Linked DNA regions of Homo sapiens: regions 1, 2, 4, 5 and 6 are each linked to region 3. The links are chromatin contacts, found by Hi-C in ENCODE. All regions are on one chromosome and are shown on one strand. The core of a region is the stretch at or near the end of the contact, and the rest is flanking DNA. Distances in the headings are between cores, read along the strand shown. Region 1 holds the start of SREK1 (splicing regulatory glutamic acid and lysine rich protein 1). Region 2 holds the start of ERBIN (erbb2 interacting protein). Region 3 holds the start of KIF2A (kinesin family member 2A). Region 4 holds the start of PLK2 (polo like kinase 2). Region 5 holds the start of PDE4D-AS1 (PDE4D antisense RNA 1). Region 6 overlaps PDE4D (phosphodiesterase 4D).

The links. Hi-C counts contacts between places; a loop is a spot of excess contacts on that map. Pooled maps may share reads with other maps.
Region 1: a map of B cell shows a loop between it and region 3 (18-fold over the local background). The contact joins the promoter of SREK1 here to the promoter of KIF2A in region 3. A Hi-C loop is called at or near these places in 1 of 168 maps with a recorded cell type or tissue (B cell), 1 of 37 single-sample maps with no recorded cell type and 10 of 50 pooled maps.
Region 2: a loop to region 3 is called in a map of CD8-positive, alpha-beta T cell, with 11 times the contacts of the local background. The contact joins the promoter of ERBIN here to the promoter of KIF2A in region 3. A Hi-C loop is called at or near these places in 3 of 168 maps with a recorded cell type or tissue (CD8-positive, alpha-beta T cell and ascending aorta) and 13 of 50 pooled maps.
Region 4: a loop to region 3 is called in a map of B cell, with 17 times the contacts of the local background. The contact joins the promoter of PLK2 here to the promoter of KIF2A in region 3. A Hi-C loop is called at or near these places in 2 of 168 maps with a recorded cell type or tissue (B cell and CD4-positive, alpha-beta T cell) and 4 of 50 pooled maps.
Region 5: a pooled map shows a loop between it and region 3 (7-fold over the local background). The contact joins the promoter of PDE4D-AS1 here to the promoter of KIF2A in region 3. A Hi-C loop is called at or near these places in 5 of 50 pooled maps.
Region 6: a pooled map shows a loop between it and region 3 (3-fold over the local background). The contact joins the enhancer-like site here to the promoter of KIF2A in region 3. A Hi-C loop is called at or near these places in 6 of 50 pooled maps.

Annotation. Positions count from the first base shown.
Region 1 is chr5:66,142,578-66,146,036 of GRCh38, reverse strand. It overlaps SREK1 (splicing regulatory glutamic acid and lysine rich protein 1), which reads right to left and starts at 1,737. Exons shown (of 12, transcript NM_001077199.3): 1 at 1,500-1,737. The coding sequence starts at 1,660. RefSeq lists enhancers at 997-1,046, 1,107-1,166, 1,427-1,706 and a silencer at 1,887-1,956.
Region 2 is chr5:65,924,824-65,928,166 of GRCh38, reverse strand. ERBIN (erbb2 interacting protein) reads right to left here and starts at 1,592. Exons shown (of 26, transcript NM_001253697.2): 1 at 1,361-1,592. RefSeq lists enhancers at 1,439-1,658, 1,619-2,243, 3,149-3,343, 2,868-3,343 and a silencer at 1,739-2,828.
Region 3 is chr5:62,304,444-62,307,882 of GRCh38, reverse strand. KIF2A (kinesin family member 2A) reads right to left here and starts at 1,677. Exons shown (of 21, transcript NM_001098511.3): 1 at 1,347-1,677. The coding sequence starts at 1,410. RefSeq lists a silencer at 944-1,973.
Region 4 is chr5:58,458,836-58,462,076 of GRCh38, reverse strand. PLK2 (polo like kinase 2) reads left to right here and starts at 1,991. Exons shown (of 14, transcript NM_006622.4): 1 at 1,991-2,387; 2 at 2,985-3,092; 3 at 3,236-3,241. The coding sequence starts at 2,118. RefSeq lists a silencer at 1,494-1,673.
Region 5 is chr5:59,037,785-59,041,366 of GRCh38, reverse strand. It overlaps PDE4D-AS1 (PDE4D antisense RNA 1), which reads right to left and starts at 1,601. Exons shown (of 2, transcript NR_198970.1): 1 at 1,297-1,601. It overlaps PDE4D (phosphodiesterase 4D), which reads left to right. Exons shown (of 15, transcript NM_001104631.2): 6 at 2,396-2,508. RefSeq lists a silencer at 2,163-2,232.
Region 6 is chr5:59,125,410-59,128,705 of GRCh38, reverse strand. All of the region lies in intron 5 of PDE4D (phosphodiesterase 4D), which reads left to right. Among named protein-coding and RNA genes, the nearest start is that of PDE4D-AS1, 87 kb to the right of the region's middle. RefSeq lists enhancers at 111-1,020, 1,021-1,931. Within about 2 kb of position 1,530, at least 20 of the 41 ENCODE cell types and tissues checked have a DNase peak (open chromatin) inside an H3K27ac peak, as active enhancers do.

The sequences.
Region 1 (3,459 bases), core at 488-2,987, 3.8 Mb before region 3:
GTATTACCTGAATCTCGTCACGAATATAAAGATATATATATACACATATCTCTATATACCTCATCTATATATCTCATCTATATAAACTCAGATTATGAGTCATATTACAAGACAAAATGAACTACAAAACAAAATATCAATGTCACGACTTTAGAATCTTTAAAAGGGGACGGGACTGTCCTAGATTAAAGGAGATAACTATTAATACATGGATTACTTGGCATATTCAAGGGAGACAGTGTTATCTAATTACATACTAGATCAAAAGCAGACAAAAAAGCATTATTAAAATAACTGGGGAAATTTTAATAATCAACTGTAGCCAAAAACAGACAAAATGCTCGTAAAAGGAACATGGATGTTCAATGTATTACTCTTTCAACTTTTCTGTATGCATGAAATATTCCAAAACAAAAAGCAGAGAAGAAAAACTTAAAAAGTAAATTTTAAATATCCACACAACTTTTATATAGTTATGCAACAGCACTGTTATAACCTGAGATAGAAAACTAAAGAAAAATAGGTCTAAATGCATCACTAGGAAATAAATCAAAATTTTTTTAAAGAAATAAATCTTGGGTAACAATTACCCCTTCCCTCAAAGGATTTTGATATAATGAACAAAAAACGGAGGATCTTAATACTGTAAGATCTACCATTAAAAAAGAAAAAAAGTTTGTGTGCAAGAATGTGAACAACCTACAAACCCCTTGCGAGTTTTCTAAATAATATCGTACGAGGGAAATTTTACCATTCCAAAATACACTATCTGGGAAGTGGCCGCGAGCTGTGAATGCCAGCCAAGATCTGGACTTTAAATGTATACGGGAGGGATAACCCTGCACCGACTTACACTTTTTCTGAAAGCTTTGGGACAGTGTGACCTTTCAGGAGGAAAATTTAATCTGCTGTCAAAAGGGCTAACAGACATGATCTTTGGGAACATGGATGCGCTCGGTTAGATAAACCAAAATGCTAAGTTTGTGCGACCGTCCTGGGAAACAAACACAGCCCCAGTTCCATCTTGTCACCAGCAGCAGGCTTTCTCGTCAGCAAAACGGCCTGACACCAAGGCCTTAAAAACTGGACTGTGGCTCAGGCGCGGTCTCCGCGATTTTCAGAGTGGAAAAACGCTCTGAGACGTTTGCCATGAGGGCTGTTCCGGGCCCACCTGCGGCCATCTTAAGTTCGGGGGGAAATAAGAGGGTGGGGGCACGGAATTCGAAGACCCAGCAGCGAACACAAGTCCCGGAGGCACAGAAAGGGCAACCATTCTAAATCCTTGGTAAGGGCTCCGTGCAGTAGTTAACCCCCCAAATCCGACTAAGGAGAGCAGGACGGCGGAACCCGGGTGCCCTAATCAAATATGGGCACCAAGGTAAGCCGGCGCGATCACGTGACATGCACCGCGCGCCCGCGTCCGCGCTCTCCTCCACGCCTCGGCTCCCGAGGTCTCTATGGCGCCCGCGCCCCTCCCCCAGCCGAGCTCCAGCACTTACTCCGGGGGGTAGAGCCGCAGCTCCTCGATTTCTCCTAGGAAGGAAAAAAGCGTCCGCATCTGCTCGCTGGTCACCGCCGACGACAGATTCGTCACCTGAATCACCGACGTGGGGGTGAGGCCGAAGCCTAAGCCCAAACCGAAGCCGCCGCCGCTGTTCATCCCGATCCCGCTGCCGTTGCCTTCCCGCTCCCCAACGTCTACGACGCGTCAGCGACGGAGCCGGGAAAGCGGAGAACGCGCGGCCGCGAGCGCGCTCCCGCTGGCGAATTCACAGCGCCGGGCAGATCTAGCCGCCCATTTCACAACTCCCCTGCTCCCGGGGCTGCGCGCGCCAGCCGGAAGCGTCGCCCCGGCAACCCGGCGGTTCTCGCGCGGCTGCGGCCTCCAGCTCCCGGGTCCCTGGGGCTGTTGCTGCTCGTTTCACCGCCTGGATTTTTATCGGTGTTTTTGTTTTCCCCAAAAGTCGATGAGAGTCTTGTGCTCATGTCTACCCGGTTCCTTCCGGTCTCGGATTGGGAAACCAAGCGGCCTGGCCTACTGGTGCGGGACTGTAAAGAAGGAATGACTCTTGGACAACACGGAAGAACACTTGACCAAACTATAGGGCAGCCTTATCACATACAGGCAGCACCCCAACTCCAACTATTTTTAAAAGTTGGCAGGCGTCCTAATTGTGAAAAAAACAAAATTTTACAAAATGCGTAGGTTCAGGTTGAATTAAGGAAAGAGGCAGTAAGATGAAGGCTGTGCAGGGGTTGTTTATAACCTGTTTTTAATTCCCTCGTTCCACAGGTGTTGATGTTTATTGAGTGCTATGTCCCAGGCACTATTAGGCAAGGGCACGTAACAGACAGTTAAAGACAGTTCACATAGAACTTGCAACCTAATGAGAGACAACAGTAGTGAGTCCATGGCAGCTGCTCCCAAAATGCCCTCCGCAGATCCCTAAGGGTACCGAGACCTTTTCAGTAAGTTGGCAAGGTCAAAACGATTTTCGTAATAATATTAAGAGTTTCTTGACCTTTTTCACTTTGTTGCCATTTGCACTGGTAACGTAAAAGATTAAACTGCTGACACCTTAGCAGCAATCAAGGCAGTGGCGCCAGTCTTGTACTGGTAGTTGCATTTTGTATTCTTCACATCATACAACATTTAAGGTTTTAAAGTATGCTAGTTTCACTTTAAAAATGTCCTTCACAAATAACTAAAAATTGTATTTTTTTTTCAAATCCATCCTTGCTTACACGTCTTTTAAAGAATATGTGTGAAAAAATGGAAACTACTGCCGCTACATGCCCAAGTGAAATGGTTGTCTCCGGAAAAAGCACTAGTGTAATTCTTTGAATTTTCACCTAAAAATACAAATTTTATTACACTTGTATCCACCAGCTTGAGCTTGACAGCTTGCCAGTACTTAAAGACTTTTCTAGTAAAAGAAGCATTATATTAACAATTTATTTTTGACTATATAATGAAATATGTCAACATTTTTGTGATCTTTACAACTTAGTGGACACCTATTTTTCAAATGGCCAGTGGGTGCCATTACAAAGGCAAAAAGCCTCTGGTATGTGCAAGATAGATTGATGGATTTCAGTGCTTAATTGATGTGGTTTCAGATTCAGTCCACACTGCAATGAAGGCTAAGAAACTACCACATGTAAGTTTGGTACCGTATCAAAGAATAATATCTAGAACTATCTGGAAAGGCTATAAAGTAGTTTTCCCTTTTCCAACACCTTATCTTTATGAGATCAGATTTCCCTCATATATTTCAACCAAAACATATCACAACAGATCGAATACACAGAAAACTCATGATCACAAAGAAGGAAACGTCAGTCACTGTGGTCTACTTGAGGGTGGAGGGTGGAAGGAGGGAGAGGAGCAGAAAAAATTATTGAGCACTGGGCTTAATACCTGGATGATGAAATAATCTGTACAACAAACCCCCATGA
Region 2 (3,343 bases), core at 343-2,842, 3.6 Mb before region 3:
TACTTAATGAAGCTGAAGTAGCAAAGAACAAATTGTGAAATAATTTGATCCTGATCTTTAAAACTTATTTTTTCTCTTTGAACTAAAGAAAATCAACTCTCTCCTCGGGTTTCCGGTCATTACGTGAGACAGCATAGGCAATCTAAACATCAATATATATTTAGGATATACCTACCAACAGGATTACCAAATTTATTCAATATATATTCAAAAGTACAGTATTGTATTTCACCTCCCTGTACCGCAAAAATACCGGGAAAAAAAGTAAACAGAAAAAGACTAAAACACCACTGAAAAAAACTTTGGGTTTACTGCTATCAAAACTAGTCCCCATTGGTTCAGAAGTGTTCATAGCTCTGACTGGTGGAATGTCTGCCATGCTTCATGAATCCTGCCCCCACAGATGTAGGCAGAACCTATCACTATTTATGCAGAACCGACCAAAAACATTTGGGACAACACAAAAATGTAAAGACCATACTACTCGAAAAGCACAGCTTTTTATCACAATCACTGTGATTCCCTTGAAAATCGTTTTAAGCGTTTTACTTCCCCTCCCATCGTCTGTTCTGAACTGTACAGAAGTCCTATTAAACGTCTTACAGGTTGTTAATGTTGTTTAATTATCTCTCCCTATTCTTAGTCCTTACTCCTTTTTTCTTCGTAATGGATCAGTTACAAGAAAAGCCTAGTCGATCCTTGCTTTCAATTAATTAAACAAGTTATACGGCGCTAAACGTCTGAAAAACACACACTACACACAACTAAAGAAATATATTACTCACCCTGAAAAACAACTAAGAATGGCAAGATTTTTTGGTTTCTAAAATCTAACTAAATATACTGATCAGGGTTGGAAATAAAAAAATAAAAATAAATACCTCTATATACAATTAACGCAAGCGCCAATATAATCGGTATGAGTATAAACAAACGCGGCAGCCATCTCAATAACAGCAAATCACTCACTGCAGCGACCAAACTTTCTTCCCAAACAGAAGGTGCCTGGCTGAGCAACTTAATATACACTCTATACGTTCCAGAAAGCCAAAACTTCTGGCCCCTGTGCTGAACAAAGGCAATCGTTCTTCGGATTACTAAAAACTTTTCGTCCCACCGCATTCTTACAACCTCTTCCAAAAAATTCAAAGTCCAGATGGTGGGGGGGGCAGGGGGGAGAAGGGACGCGGTGGGGTGCAGTTCGATTATTTAGCCCCTCAATTATTAACCGCTTCGATATGAGAAAAGGAGGGTTTAGGGCAACTTGGAGAAGAGTGAAAAACACTAAAGAATCATCTCTTTTCCGAGTCACAAAGTCCCATGAACTTTGTGACTCAGAGACACTTTTCGTGAAAATTACCTTTCGGCGGGACACCGTCTCAGGGCAGCTTTTTCAAGGCTTCGCTTGACATGATTTCCTTCCCTTCATCAGTCACTTTGGATCCAGCTGAATATCTCTCTCGGGTGAGAGCGGATGTGGACTGGCCTCCCACAGAAGAAGAGTAGGTGGCTTTGGTGGGGGTTGGGGTGCGGGCTGGCTTCCTGGTCTCGAGTTTTGCAGGAGTTTCCCAGCCCCAACGAGGATCTCCGCCGAAAAAAAAAAAAACAAAACTTTTCACTCGTGACACCGCCCGGAATTGCAGTGCGAAACTCACTTCCTGCCTTGGCGAGAAGCAGGATCCAGCTCCGTCCAGGGGAACCCGGAAAACCAGCTCCGCGCGCACCGGAGAGGGGGAGGGGAGGGGACGGCCGCCGGGAGCCTCGGGTTCCGGGCAACCGGCGCGCCCGGCACACCGGACGGCAGCAGCACCCGGCCGGCGGGGGCGAGGACGCTGCCCGGGCGCTCGGCGAGCCTCGGCCGCGCTAGGCCGCCACCGCTTCCTCTCCGTTGCCCCCAGAGCCGGGCGGCAGGGTTATTGTCTCGATAGCGCTTGCCGCGCCCTTCGTCCGCGACGCCGCTGCCGCCGCCACCCGGAGCCGGAGCCGAGGAGTCGGGCAGGCTCAATAGCGGCCCCCTCCCCGGGCCGTCCGTCGGGCCGTCCGTCCTTCCGTCCGTCCCTCCCCGCTTTCCCTACTCGCCCTCGAACCCTCTTCTCCTCCCTCTCCCGTTTTCCCGCCACCGTCCCTCCGCTGCCCTGCTTGTTCTCCTTCGCCAGCGGCGGTGGCTCCCCGAGACGCGCAGGGGGCGGGAGCAGGAGGCAGCTCCGTCTCCTCACGAGCTTGCGGGGCCGCGGCAGGGGCCGAGACTGCGTCCCGCGCCGCCGCGCCACATTCACTCGAGCGAGAGACGGCGAGGGGAGGGAGGACGGAGGGAGCGGAGAGAAAGGAGGAGGAATGGGGCAGGGGCGGAGGGGAGTTACTGCCTCACAGGCCGCGGCGGCAACAGCGCCACCGCCCCGGCCGCGACGGGTGAAGAGGCTGCGCGCCGCGACTCTGCGGCGGGGGCGGGGGCGGGGCGGCCTCCCGCCGGCTTCGCCCCAACCGCCAACAGCCGGGCAGGAGGCCTGCGCGGGCCAGTCAGCGCGCGGGGGCGGTGCGGGCCGACGTCGGCGGCTGGGGGCAGCGGGCCGGGGGCCGGGGGAGGGGCAGCCGGCGGCCGTGGGTTCGCGTGCAAGGCGCGCCGTGAGGCCCACTCTGGCCCAGGCCCCTCGAGGCCTGCCCGCTGCTCCCTGCCCGCTCCCCGACCCCGCACTCCCGGACTCCCGAGCCCCCCAGGGTGGGGAACGCTGGCAACGCCGACCCTGCTGTCTGCTCGCGGCCCAGCGCCCAGCCAGAGAGATAGAGAGCCCACAGGCCTCCGCCGCGCCGGCCGATGGAGTTTCTTTGTACGACAGTAATCGGTGCACAGGGGTTGTTGGAGTCCAGCCCTGATTTGAAGGCAGCAGGTATCTCTTGCAGCTGCAGCACTCCAACTTCCTCTAATGGCACGGTCAGGTCGCAGGAAACCACAGCGGCAGCGCGGTGCAGCTTCCCACGCCCGCCCTTCGAGCTTGTTCCCCAGCGGCGCAGCTCAGCCTCCTCCAAGTCTCAGCCTCATACCGGCGGGGAGACAAAGCTGGCGCTGGGAGTGGGAAAAGGGCCCGCGAAATGGCCTCAAGATCGTGCCTTTGTTAGAAGAAACATGGGTACGCTCCGATGCGACGCAGGCTTCCAACCCCAGCGGTTCGGTGGTGGTGCAGTCGTTGAATTGCGCTGGCCCTAATAATTCAGCCTGGCAGGGTTCGCGTTTATTGCGGAGAGAGACTCTTAAGCATTCTGTCAACACATATGGCAAATAGAAAGCCTCAACCATAACATTGCACAGTTTTTGCAGTTCTTGCTTTAAATATGTTCACAGAAAAGA
Region 3 (3,439 bases), core at 428-2,927:
ACATTGGGAGGCCGAGGCAGGTGGATCACTTGAGGTCAGGAGTTCGAGACCAGCCTTGTCAACATGGTGAAACCCCGTCTCTACTAAAAATACAAAAAATTAGCTGGGTGTGGTGACAACGCCTGTAATCCCAGCTACTCAGGAGGCTGAGGCACAAGAATAGCTTCAACACGGGAGGCGGAGGTTGCAGTGGGCCGAGATCGCACCACTGCACTCCAGCCTGGGTGAAAATCCGTCTCAAAAAAAAAAAAAAAGGAATCGGTATGAGAGATGGAGTCAGGAACACTGCTCAACTCGAGATTATCACACATCTCTCGTTCTTTCAATATTGGTACCGAAAGAAAATAATTTTACTTATCTCCCTCCGTGCATTTATTCCTTTACAATATGAATTATTTCCAGTCTGGCTGGCGTATCTCACTCCACACCCCAAGCTAGTGTCATAAACCATTTTCCCCAAGAGAAACCTAGAGAAAGATACATAAGCCTAAGGCTCTTAAAAAAAAAAATGAAGCATGTGTCTTCACCTCGCCTTACACTTTTCTCAGTTACCTCTCCCGAGGGTGTGAAAATATCAACATCCGGTCGCCCACCCCCACTCTCTCAGCAGTGCCTCGCATTGACTCTGCCCATCCCCTATCATTCCCTTTACAGTCTCATCACCTTGGAGAAGCCCATCGAATATTTCTTCCCATTGCTCCCCCACCCTTATTCATGGCTCAGCGCGATATTCTCCACATTTTTCTCCCAAGAAGTGGCAAAAAAGAAAGCAGCATGGTCGACGACGAAACCGGGGAGGCCTGACAACCAGACGGCAGTTTAAGGCGACGGAACTGGCTCTTTCCCCCCATCTCGGCCTCCGACCAGCAGTCGGTTCTCTAAATGTGAAATCGCTGGTCTTCCCGCTCCCCCACCCCCATCCCCATCCCCGTCAGAGGCCAAGCCGGTAAAATGCAAAGACCAAGGGGAAGCGCGAGGCAGGGTCATCCCTAACGAAGCCCGCTCCCTCCCGGGCTGGTGTCCCCGGGGGGGGGCTGGAGATTGCGGGAGGAGGAGCGAGCGGCCCTCGCCCAGAGACCCCCGGAGACGCGACCCTCGACACCCGGGCCCTTTCCCCACCCGGCTTCCCTCCCCCGCGGCCCGATCCGGAGAACTGCAGCAGCGCCCGGGCGGACCCCAAGCCGGCCTCACTGGCACACACGCCACACACAAAAGCGCCGCGGCCGCCGCCTTCCCACCCCCACAGCCCGGCGAAGCAATCAATGAGGCGGCCGGCGCCCGCGTCCCCTCCGTGCACACCCGAACACGGGGCCGAGCGGGCCAGCGGGGCTGGCAGCGCGGCTCACCATCGCTGCGCTTGATCTCCACGTAAATCCCGATCTGGATCTTGCCGAAGTTGGCCGTTGCCATCACCTCATCTGGAGCAGCAGCAGCGGGCCGAGGGAGGGGGACCGGAGGGCGGAAAAGGCGGGGAGGGGGCGGGGTAGGTGTGGGAGGGGGAGCGGTTGCCCGCGGCCGCGCCGGCCCGGGCGACAGCGTGAACGCAAGCGGGGCCGCAAGGAGCAGCTGTGGGGAAGCAGGCGGAGGCCCCGGGCCTGCAGGCCGGCAGGAGGACGCGCACGCCGGGTAGTCGGGGTGAAGCTAGGGCCGGGGCCGTGAGACGGCGCGGGGTAGAGTGGGAGGGCCCGCACCGCCCGCCGGGGAGCCGACGCTGGGGAGGCGGGGCGCCGCGCGCCTGCGCAGAGCGCGCCTCCGGCGTCTCTTCTTCCTTTTCGGCTGGCCTCTCCCCGCTGCCTCCAGGCGGCCCCGCCCAGCTCTGCAGCGGGGTGGGCGGCGGCCGCGGCTTACCCAGCCGCTGGAGCGTTGAGCGCTCGGCCCGGCCCACAGCTAGCCGGCGTCGCGTTTGATTTCAGCGCGCGGCCTAGAAGACGCGGGAAGCGTCGCGCCGAGCTTTCTTGCCCTCTCGCTTCCGGGAATTGGCGCTGTTGCCGGAATGGGTTAAAGGCCACGTGGTTTCAGGGGCTTTCTAGCGGGCTGAGGGATGTGAATTCAAGGGCCCTCCGTTGACAGTACGGGATCCGGGTTTTCATCGGAAGGTGGCACCCCCTATTTCCACTTACAGGTAGCTGACCCAAGCAGCCCTCCCAAGCACACTTGGTGTAGGTTTCCCATCCAGTTACGCTGGAAGGGAAGAAACACCCTTGAGGTGTCACCTACCCTAAATCGAAATGAAGATCCACCCCTTTACAGTCTTGCCTTATAGTTTATCACACTCAGAAAGAAGCTCTGTGGTGGGGCGTCCTTAACTGTTCAGGTTATGAGGCATCCGATGCTGGTGCCCTGTTTCTGCTGAGGGTTCAAGACTTACTTGCCTTGGCCTGTAAAGCCAACAACTGTGACTCAAGGGAAGAAGGCAGACACATAAGGTTGACTAGGGAATGTGTCTTTTTGCAATAATTTAATTAGTCTGACCACATCAGCAATGTGGAAAGCAAGACTCTCCATCCTGGCAGAGCAGGAAGGCCACGTGTACCGGGGCCCTGGAAACTGTATTTATAGCACCGTGTGAAAACCTCCAAACGTCTAACTCCTGCTTGTAGTACTGGCAATTGATAGGTTGGAAACAACACTTTTCATGGCCTACTTTCCCTAGTCATTGTTTTTTGTTGTTGTTGTTTTGTTTTGTTTGTTTTTGAGGGGGAGTCTTGCTCTGTCGCTCAGGCTGGAGTGCAGTGGCGCGATCTCCGCTCACTGCAATCTCTGCCTCCTGTGTTCAAGCGATTCTCACGCCTCAGCCTTCCGAGTAGGTGGGATTACAGGCCCGCGCCACCACGCCTGGCTAATTTTTGTATTTTTAGTAGAGACGGGGTTTCACCATGTTGGCCAGGCTGGTCTCAAACTCCTGACCTCAGGTAATCCACCCGCCTCCACCACCCAGAGTGCTGAGATTACAGGCATGAGCCACTGCGCCCGGCCTTCCCTAGTCATTGATAATCTCCCTGTAACAATAACTACAAATATACAATTTAAAATTTTAAAATTGGAAACTGGATATATACATCAATGCTTATGTGGATATATGTGTGCCTAGAGTTTTCTATCTAATGTAAGTAATCATGTAGGTCCTTAAAAAACTGTTAAAAGACTGGCTTCATCTGTAGCTTGAACATATTGAAGGTATACCTGTCAAAAGAACAATTCTATTGAATCCATTCTAAAGTGCATATAATTTCTATGGAAAAAAAACCACACTGGATAGACAATGTGGAAAATAACTTCTTTTACATTCCAGAAATGACACACTTGAGTACCCCGGTTTCAAGTGAAATTTGACCAAATCAGGGTTTAGTTTTTATTTTTTCTATAATTTTGGGAGTTTTATCTGAACTCTTCAAGCTCCTGTCTAGAATTCATTTTCTGATGTCTCTGCAACTGAGGT
Region 4 (3,241 bases), core at 742-3,241, 3.8 Mb after region 3:
GACTGCAGCAACTTTTTGTATGTACCTTCCAGGGATTCAATAATCTGGTATTCTAAATTTCTCTGGAATTTAGCTTCAAAAAACTATTTACCATATCCTGTTAACATAGGTAAAAAGATTCAAGTGTGCTGCTAATTAACCTAACCTCGATGATCTAGTAAAAATATACAATAATTACCTAAGTTCTCCAAGCCTCATCTATAAAATGGGAATAATAATGTAGGAGATGAGAATATGCCACCCCAAATATGGCCCTGGGATAAAGATTATTTTAAGATAATTATTTTGAGAACCAGCAGACCCAGGAAATGCTCTAAAAATGGCATATTACCCTTTCGTAAGGGAAACGTACATTCACTAAAAAAAAAAACAACAAAAACAAAAAACAAAAAAACCCCACAAAACTCCATTTGTAAAAGTGTCTCCTCTGTACCAGGAAGAATGACTCTAAATCATGAAAAACTTATCAATGAAGAAATAAGAAACCCCACTCCTGTTTACCGTACATTTCCTGGTCATGATTCCTTAACTTGCCTGCCCCACTCTTTTCTTTTGGTTTAGCTAAAGATAGTATTTAAGCCCGATTTTAAACCATCTCTAATTTTCCTGGTTATCTCCCATGTATATATGAGACGTATATGTTAATAAGCTTCTTTGTTTTCTTGTTAATCTGTCTGGTTACAGCGACCCAGGCCAAAACTTTGAAAGGTGGAAAATTATTTTTCCTTCCTTACAATATTTCTCTCAGAATTGTTGTAGGATGAAATAAGGCATTTAAAAATACTGCACAGTCCTCAATAAATGTTACTCTATCGTAATTAGAACAAGAAAAACAAACAAAAAAACGTGTTCCTAGATTAGTCAAACTGCACAGCAAAATCTGGAAATGGGAAACTAAGCTGTGTTTGCACTCACTGGCCTACGCTCCTCTCTTCATCCTACCAATCTCCCTACCCCAGAAAGTCTCAGATTGACTCTCCAGGAACCAGGGCAGCTCATGAGCCATCTCAACAGATGCATTCGGAAGAAGTCATAGATGACTCTGATTGGAAACTCACAATCGGCATCGATGTTTAGTACTAGTAACTGTCAAAGGCCCACGGTTGTCAACCGCTGCCCACTTCGACACCTAACGGCATTCCGGAACATTCCACAAGATGGCGCCCTTGCTTTCCAATCTTCGGGCTACGGGCGGAGGACGCCTTGCCAGGACGCCGACCTCGCTCTGCAAGGTTCAGGGGCCGACCTCAGACAGAGGCTCGCTCTAGGGGCATGGGCGGGGGCCAGACGGGCCTCGAGTGGGATCCTGGCACGGTTGGCCGATCGGCCCGGGATCCCGGCTGCGGGCCCGTGTCTGCCCTAGCGCGATGGGCTCGAATGCCCGGCTCCACGAATCCCGGCCTTTCACCCCCACGGCCTCTCGGCACTGCCCCAGCTAGACACCAGCGAGCTCGTCACAGCGCGGGCAGGCACTGCGGGGCAGCTGCAGACGAGCCCTGTCATACGGCCGGAGGAGGCCTCGCCTGCCCGTGCGGCGGGCTCCGGGCACCCTGATACCTTGACACAGGAGGCCCCGGGCGGCCGGGAAGGGCTGTGCGGGGGAGGGACTGCGTCTACACCCGCGCCCGACTCGCTCGGGTCACGGCACTGCCCTGCCACCAGGCGGCTGGGGCGGGGGTGAGGCCAGGCGTCGGCCCTCGCGATTCTGTTTTGTACGCTGAGGCTCGGAGCCTTCGAAGAACGGGACAGCGGGGCCCACGGACGGCTCTGAAGGCCTTCCCGCGGCCGCAAGAGATCTCGGCGGCCGGCGTTTGAGGCGCGCGGCTCCGCTGGGAAGCGAGACCCGGGTGGCGGGACAAGACTTGCTTCCCGGCCACGCGCGCTCGGCCGGCCGTGGGGCGGGGCATAGGCCGTGACGTGATGTCGCGTATCGAGTCTCCGCCCCCTTCCCGCCTCCCCGTATATAAGACTTCGCCGAGCGCTCTCACTCGCACAAGTGGACCGGGGTGTTGGGTGCTAGTCGGCACCAGAGGCAAGGGTGCGAGGACCACGGCCGGCTCGGACGTGTGACCGCGCCTAGGGGGTGGCAGCGGGCAGTGCGGGGCGGCAAGGCGACCATGGAGCTTTTGCGGACTATCACCTACCAGCCAGCCGCCAGCACCAAAATGTGCGAGCAGGCGCTGGGCAAGGGTTGCGGAGCGGACTCGAAGAAGAAGCGGCCGCCGCAGCCCCCCGAGGAATCGCAGCCACCTCAGTCCCAGGCGCAAGTGCCCCCGGCGGCCCCTCACCACCATCACCACCATTCGCACTCGGGGCCGGAGATCTCGCGGATTATCGTCGACCCCACGACTGGGAAGCGCTACTGCCGGGGCAAAGTGCTGGGAAAGGTGACAAGCGGAGGGCGCCGGGCTGCCGGGCGGGCGGGAGGTCTGTCCGGGCGACCCCAAGCCGGGCAAGCCCGCGGGGTCCCTCGCCCGCCGCTTCCGGGTTTTTCGGGGGTCCGATCCCAGCGCGAGGTGGGCTCCTCACCTGCCCTCTGGCTTTTGTGCGCCGGCAGCGCTGGGGATCGGCTTTGCATTCTTAGCCTCAGAACTGTGTGTCTCCCGCAGCCCAGAGAAATGCATCTTGAGTCTGGAAGCGAGGGCTTTCTACATCAGACCTCTCTCCCTCTATCTGCTCCCAGGGAATTTTCCTGACAAGTCTCATCAGAGATTATTTTTCATGTCTCCCCGTTCCAACTCCCTCCATAAAGCTCCCCTTTATAAAAGAAGAAGAGAAACTGTTTGAACTTGCTGTTTCCAGCAATGCATTTCTCTTCATGAGGGAGCTTTAACGAAGTCGAATGCCTCCCTCTGTCCACCCTCCTCCATTCCTCAATTTTTTTTTTTTTGCTTTTCTTTCTTCCCATTTATTTATTTATTTAAAATATCTGCCGTCCATTTTTGTGCCATCCTCAATTCCGTCTCGGCTTTGTTTCCTTTCAGGGTGGCTTTGCAAAATGTTACGAGATGACAGATTTGACAAATAACAAAGTCTACGCCGCAAAAATTATTCCTCACAGCAGAGTAGCTAAACCTCATCAAAGGGAAAAGGTGCGTATGACTCTTGAGTAAAGTATTTTCTTTGTGTGCAAGGATGGCCCTTCCCTGTTAGGAAAATGTCTTCTGCATGTGTAATCACTGGCTTTTCCGAGGTGACTGGAAGCTAATAAGCCTTACCTTGCTTTTTCATTTAGATTGAC
Region 5 (3,582 bases), core at 352-2,851, 3.3 Mb after region 3:
GAAAATGATTGTGTTAGAGCCATAGGCGAAAGTATTGTTTGTGATCTTTAGGGTGTGGGGTTACAATGGACTTCCTATATTTGTGTGTAATGCTTCAATTTTTATAACAAGCATGTAATATTTTTTACATTCTTAGAATTGGGGAAGCTATACAGAGCAGGTATTTTATATTTACCATTTAAAATTATTAATATCTTTAAGCTTGTTAAGGGGGAAAAAAAAGCTTCAATCTGAAACTTTAATTCACCTGGCAAGGTTTAGGCAGTTGTTTGTCCATCTAAAGTATATATTTACATAGACTGCGGGGTGGAGGAAGTAGAACAAAAAAGAGGCAAATTTTAACCTAGAGTACTCAAAGTGAACAGTAAATAGTTCAAGTATTCTTGATAACAATAAGCCACGTGGCACATGTAACAACTACTTTAAAAGTTACTCTAACTTTTACAAAGTTCACATAAAAAGCTATCTCAAAAATCCCAGGAGCCTAAATTCAGTCCATGAACTTTATTTGTTGTGCCATGTTAATTTATGGAGTCTAAATTTCAAGGGCAGAATTTCTTCTCCAATACCTGTAGATTCAAAGACAAAGACAAGGGATCCCACCACTTAGTGTAAGTTTCTCAGTATCTTCTTTCCACTCGACAATGACAAAGTTTTATCAAATGGACCCTTGGGAGTTTGACTTCTCCTCACTATGAATGGTTTGCTTATTGCATGCTAATGTAGAAAAGTTCTCCCACAACTGATCTGCTTAGGGACAGTGTCCCTGGTGCCCTGGGTCAGCCTTTGTAAACAGAACAGGCTTTTCTGTATGCCTTTGAATATGGTCTTTCCGTTTTCTCAAAATTGTAGTGTACTCTGCACATGGTGGGTAGAAACACCCTTCCAGATTTTCTTCCTTGGCCCAAGATCATCTAGGTCTTATGCAATTCACAGGGGAAAGGAGTAGTATGCAGGACATGCGTAAATTCTCCTTACCATGTGGTTCTTTCACATTGCTGTTCCTTTAAGAGAACTCTTAGGCAATTCGGCATATGAAAATGCAGCCTATTGTCAAATTTGTGAATTATAAAGCGTTCCGACCCCACAACATTGTATATTTTGTTTGCTTGTTTCTGTCCGCCCCAACATTTAGAAGTCTGGTACTTAGTAGGGACTGGGCTGGGTAGAAAAAGAATGCGGTCTTAATTCCCACAACCCTGCCTCCTTGAAGTAGGTGAATCCTAAGCCTTTAGAAACGAACCCCCAGAAACCCTAAAACTTAAACCCTCAGAAACCTTGAGGGTCCTAAATAACCTTGTTTGTGAAACTTCGCAGGAAGCAGCCGGTCGTGGAGTCGCAGAGGCTCCAGCGGTCTGGGCAACCTGGAGGGCAGTGGCTCGGCGGGGCGCGCGGGGTTCTAGCGAGACAGGTGCGCGGCCGTGCGCGCCTGCGTGCCGGTCCCTCCTGAGCCCCGCGGCGGGCGCGACCCCGGACGGCGGACTGCAGGCGCTCCACGCCGGGTTTTCCGCCGCTCTCCTAGCACAGACAGTCCCACAGCAGCCCCACAGACACACACGCTCGCGCCCGCGCCTCCTCGTCTGCACTTCAAAGCGAGTGGCGCCCGGCTGCGCCGGGGGGATGGCACTGCGAGGTGGCGGGGCCCCCGGGGCAGAGCTCGAGGGGAAGGACGCGGCGGGTGGCACGGACAGGGACAGGCTTTTGCAATTCGGAATCTTTTCGTAAGGGGGTTGAGGAGGAGCCAGGCAGCGCCGAGGGCCGAGAGGGGCGTGAGGGGGAGTGTTCCCGGAAAGCTGCGGCGTTGGAGCCGCGCTGCGCCTGCCGCCCGAGGAGTTGAGAAAGAAAACAGGAAACGTGGTGGCCGCGCACCCGGCCGCGGCTGATTCATTCACTTCAAGTGCCGTGCAGAAGGCTCGGCAGGCGGGGCGGGCGTGGGGCCGCGGCTCCGGGTTGGGGACCGAGGAGATCCGGCTGTGGACCAGACGCTCCTCTGCGGGGCGGGCACCCAAGCGCGCTCGCCACCCCCTCGCCATCCGCTAGAGCCGGGCTCCTGGACTGGGACTCGGGCCCGCCGCACAGTTGAAAAGTCGCATAGTGGTTTTTCCGCTCGCGTCGCTGTGTGAAAGTTGGCTCGCCGCTCTTTGCACGCCCTCCCTGGAGGCCGACCCGAGACGCCAAGCTGGAGAGACCGTGCCTCCCCGAGGCCGGCCGCCCCGCGAGCACAGCCTCCGCCCCCGTTGCACTGCCGGGCTGGGCAATATGAAGGAGCAGCCCTCATGTGCCGGCACCGGGCATCCGAGCATGGCGGGGTATGGCAGGATGGCCCCCTTTGAACTCGCTAGCGGACCCGTGAAGCGCTTGAGAACTGAGTCCCCCTTTCCCTGTCTCTTCGCAGAGGAGGCCTACCAGAAACTGGCCAGCGAGACCCTGGAGGAGCTGGACTGGTGTCTGGACCAGCTAGAGACCCTACAGACCAGGCACTCCGTCAGTGAGATGGCCTCCAACAAGGTAAGCCCCGGTTCTGCTGTCACTGGTGCCCCCAGGCTGCTGATTCCCATGCCGGCGAGCCACTGGTACCCATAGCCCCGGGAAATAAATTGAGAGGTTTTTTAGGCTTACTGCATGTTGGCTATTCTGCTCCTTAGAGGGAGGTTCCTGTTTCCTTGCTTTGCCTCCCCTAGTCACGCCAGATAAACATTTTCCAAAAGCAATTTGACGTGCTAAATTTAAGTATCTCCCAAGACACAGGGTTCCTAAGTAACACTGAGCCCTTGCAGCAGAAACCCAGTAGGGTCCATGGGCATTGCATGTTTAAAGGTGTTCTTGGGATTCCCGGTTGAAAATAAGAATTGGTGGATGTCTGTGAAATCACTTGAATGTCACCACCTAGGGCACTCAAACTCAGAAGAGTTCATCGAACTTGGAACCTTCACCCTAATTCATCTAGTTGTCAGGGTACCCCGCAAGAACTGAGCCTTTATATATTCAGTTGGCCATACATATCCGCAGGAAACATTAACAGAGTTAGAAGGTTCCTTATGATCATTACTTTTGTTTCCATTAATCTTGGAAAGAAAGCCCAGTTTTTTGAGGTCATTTAGTACAAGGAGGCTTCAACTAGGCATCTGTGCCATATGTGCTAAGGTGCTGGTCTTGGCAGTTAATGGAGTTTTGAGGGCTGAGAAGTAACCTTCAGCCTGGGACAGCCTTAAAATAGCACGGAAGGCAAGGTATAGTGTTTTCAGTTTTGCTGTATTTTTTGGATTTCCTGTTCTTTTTGTCTTTAGTTATGCAAGGAGATAATTGGAATTGTGTATGTTTTTAGTGGCTATTTGCCTGTGCATGTCGTATGCAGATGGCTGAAGGATTCAGCCAGTAAGGACTGGTAATGTTGTGAGACAATTAGTAATAGTTGCCTCGTCAAGATATTTAAGTATTTTTGGCCACCTATTTACAAGGTCAAGAAGGTTATATTATCTTACAGTTCATCTATGTGCACATATCTTTAAATGAGTGATGCTTTTTTTTTTCTACCTTTCTATGGTTTTTATCCCACCTGTTCTCATGCAGTTTTTACAAAAA
Region 6 (3,296 bases), core at 281-2,780, 3.2 Mb after region 3:
TGGTTGGTGGATACCAAGACAATTCTGATGTGTTTGTGTCAAAGATTGGTCAGATGAAATCTAACTAGACATGTATCATTCCATCATCAAGCGAAATGACCTTGACTCTAAACATCTTAATTTGAACTGTAGACATTTCCCAAATGCTTTAGGGTAGATTTGGACCATAATACACTCCACTGTAAATGGAGAAAGTTCATCATCCCCATAATAATTGCCCCCAAACTGCTAGGTAGGAATGCATACTGGGTTTAGTATGTATTAACTCCCTTGTGAATTCAGCTTTTGAGAGCAGACCTCTTAACAAGTCATGAGTATTTAGAGTGAAATATTTAATTCTTAGTGATACTATTTTCCTATTCTGCTATTATTATTCAGCTATGATTATTTTCCTTCTCCTCCCAACCTCCTATTTCTTTTTCTTTATTAAAAAAAGGAGAGGAGGTGCATGCTGCCATCTGGGGTGAATATGGGCTTCACGTGGGGACCTGGGCGCTGGTTCTGATCCAGAGAGTGAGCTAGGAGCACTTACACAAGAGGGTCTTAGCCACTGTGTCGGGGGAATAGCCTTATATCAAAGACTGAAGCCTTTTAGTAAAACCTGAAGAATAATCAGAAGCAGCATTGACTAGTCTCTAACCTTGGTTGAGGGACACACACACACACACACACACACACACACACACACACGGCTCTGAAAGCTCAGACACGGAGGACACGCTGTGATCCACTTAGCCCTCTCTTCTCCTTCAGGGGGTCCTTGCAGGACAGAACGCTAAGGAACAAAGTCTTAACTGGCAAGCTGCCGGCAGAAGGAGACTGTCTGGTGGATTGCAGCGCTGATTAGGAACGGGGAGTCCTTTGCGTTTCAGAATCCGGTCCACATTTTGCTGAGAGCCCAGGCACTGTGAATAAGAGGAGCCTCTGAGGACTGGTTTCTGATGTCGCACTAGGCATGATAAGAATGCCATTGACGTCAGCAGAGTCATCATCAGGGAGAATGGCACCCCAGCTCTTGAAACCACACCAAGCAATTGCAGTGCTTTTGAAAATTAAAAGCCGGTGCTGGAGTGTGGGGGGTGAGGTGGGGGGTGGGGGGGTGGGGAGGGAAAGAAGCAAAGAGGGAAGTCGTGGCTCCAGCTGAACTCTTCTTTCTTCTATGCGTTTCCTGTATTTTAAAAAGGCAGGCTCACGGCCCTCCTGTGCACACGCCCGCTCACTCACACACACTGCTGCCTGGGCTCATTAACCTAAATTGGGGGAGGTGGGGGAAGAAGAAAGAGAGAAAGAAGGAAAAAAATTAATTCTGTTAACACTTCTGCATGCACATAAAACAAACTGTGCCACCCAGGTGCTGGACAGAGGCCCTGAGCCACATAAGCCTCTGAGAATCAAATTGCTGAGGTAAAACTGATATGCTTTAAATGTGTGTTGATGAAGAGATTACAAGGGAGGAATTAAACACTTCAAAGGAGCTACTACAAAGCAACAATCACTCTTCCCCCATCCCTCACACACGCACATTACTGTGGACGCTTGCATGTTTGTGTGTCTGCCTGAGAAAATGGCAAAGTTGGTTTAGGAAGGGAACACTGCAGGCATGTTGTGATTTCAGCTTTCACAGGCAGCTCCAAGAACATCACCTCCAGCTATAATTCAACGGTTACCTGGACTGGAAAATGTCTTGGAGGTTACGAAGTCTTTGAATTCTTTAGTGTAAATTGTCTCCGCTTTGAAATTCCACAATTGATCGAATCCTTTCATTCTCTTTCCCACTCCTAATTGTTCCACTCTAACTCTCCACCCACCGCCAGGAATATGAAAACAACATAGAGTAGAACTGATGATATCAGCTGTATAACACGCTTTATTTTACGGCATTAATGGGCAGCTTTCCAAGTCCATAAAAATCTTTTGCTGATCTGATTTTAATATCCATATTCTTCAGTTATACTAGAAAGAATGATTTCCGAGATGTGGAAATGTTAGCCGGGAAACAAAAGGACATAGGCACATAAAGCAAAATCTGGCAGGAAATGTGGGTTTAATAAATTGAATTATGTGAAACTCCTATTTCAAATGGACTGATACTAGAGGAGCAGCCCTCGAGAGATATGCACAGTAATGATTCTTCGTTTTCAAAGACCTGTTTCTTTTTGAAAAGGAAGAAGCCCTGAACAGCATTCCTTTCAAATACACAAAGGTAGCTAAAGTACAACCTTCTCCTCTTTCCTATTTGTTCTTTAAAAAATTGTAAAAATTATATTAAGTGTGCTTCTTGTGATAGAGTCAATAAAGGGAGAAGGAGTTTAGCAAAGCACATTTACTATATACTCTTAACCCGTCTTGCTTACTGTAATAATCGAAAGAAAGATGGCTAATTGTCTTGCAGGAATTTGGGTTATCCTCTGAAAGGATACAAGTAAATTTGTAACTTGGGTCGTATTGGCTATTTTTTGTTCTCTTTTGCTTTCATTTTTGTTTTGTCTGAGGTTTATAAATGGAACCCTTCTTTCCTTTCTTCCTTTTTTCCTTCCTTCCTTCTTCCCTTCCTTTTTTCCTTTCTTCCTTGCTTTCTCTCTCTCTCTCTCTCTCTCTTTTTTTTTTTTTACAATTGTACTTAAAAGAATAAAGGATTCTGAAAATCAGTTCCAGGATCCAATAAGGGCCTAGATTGTATATCACAGGATCAGAGCCCCTTGCTCTCAAATTTATGATTGTGAGGATGTATTATTGTATTTGGGGGATCAATAAGCAGAGCCAGAGCCTTCACACAAGGCTCCTTGTGCCCCCTCCCCCGCTCCATCCCATGAGGTTAAAAAGCACTGACTTTGACTTTAACACTGTGAACAAAATACAGAACAACTGTTTCAATTCCCTTCACTATTTCTGCTATGTGCCTAGATTAGATGTTTTCTGACCTGTCTCCCTAAGTTGTTCCTGTCACTTGTGTCTGTCATTCGCTCCCCCATCGCATCCTGCCCAACCCTCCCTGTCTATGATTCGAATTGCTCTCTGTCCAGATCATTTCCTGCAGTGAAAAACGAAGAAAGACTTTCTCCCTTCTTCCCACCTACACATTCCTTTTGTCCCCCAAGATATCCCTTCCTCTTGCCTGGAATCTTCCCAGGCCTTAATTGATTGATTTAGGCCCCCTTTGCACCAGGCACCCTAGCGGAAGCCCAGAAAGCCCCAAGAGTCTGGATGTGTTTTGGAGAGCAGGCTCAGGTTCACTGCACACTAATTTGCAGCAGGAAGTGCTAGGAAGCCCGATGAGGGATGGGAATTAGCAAATA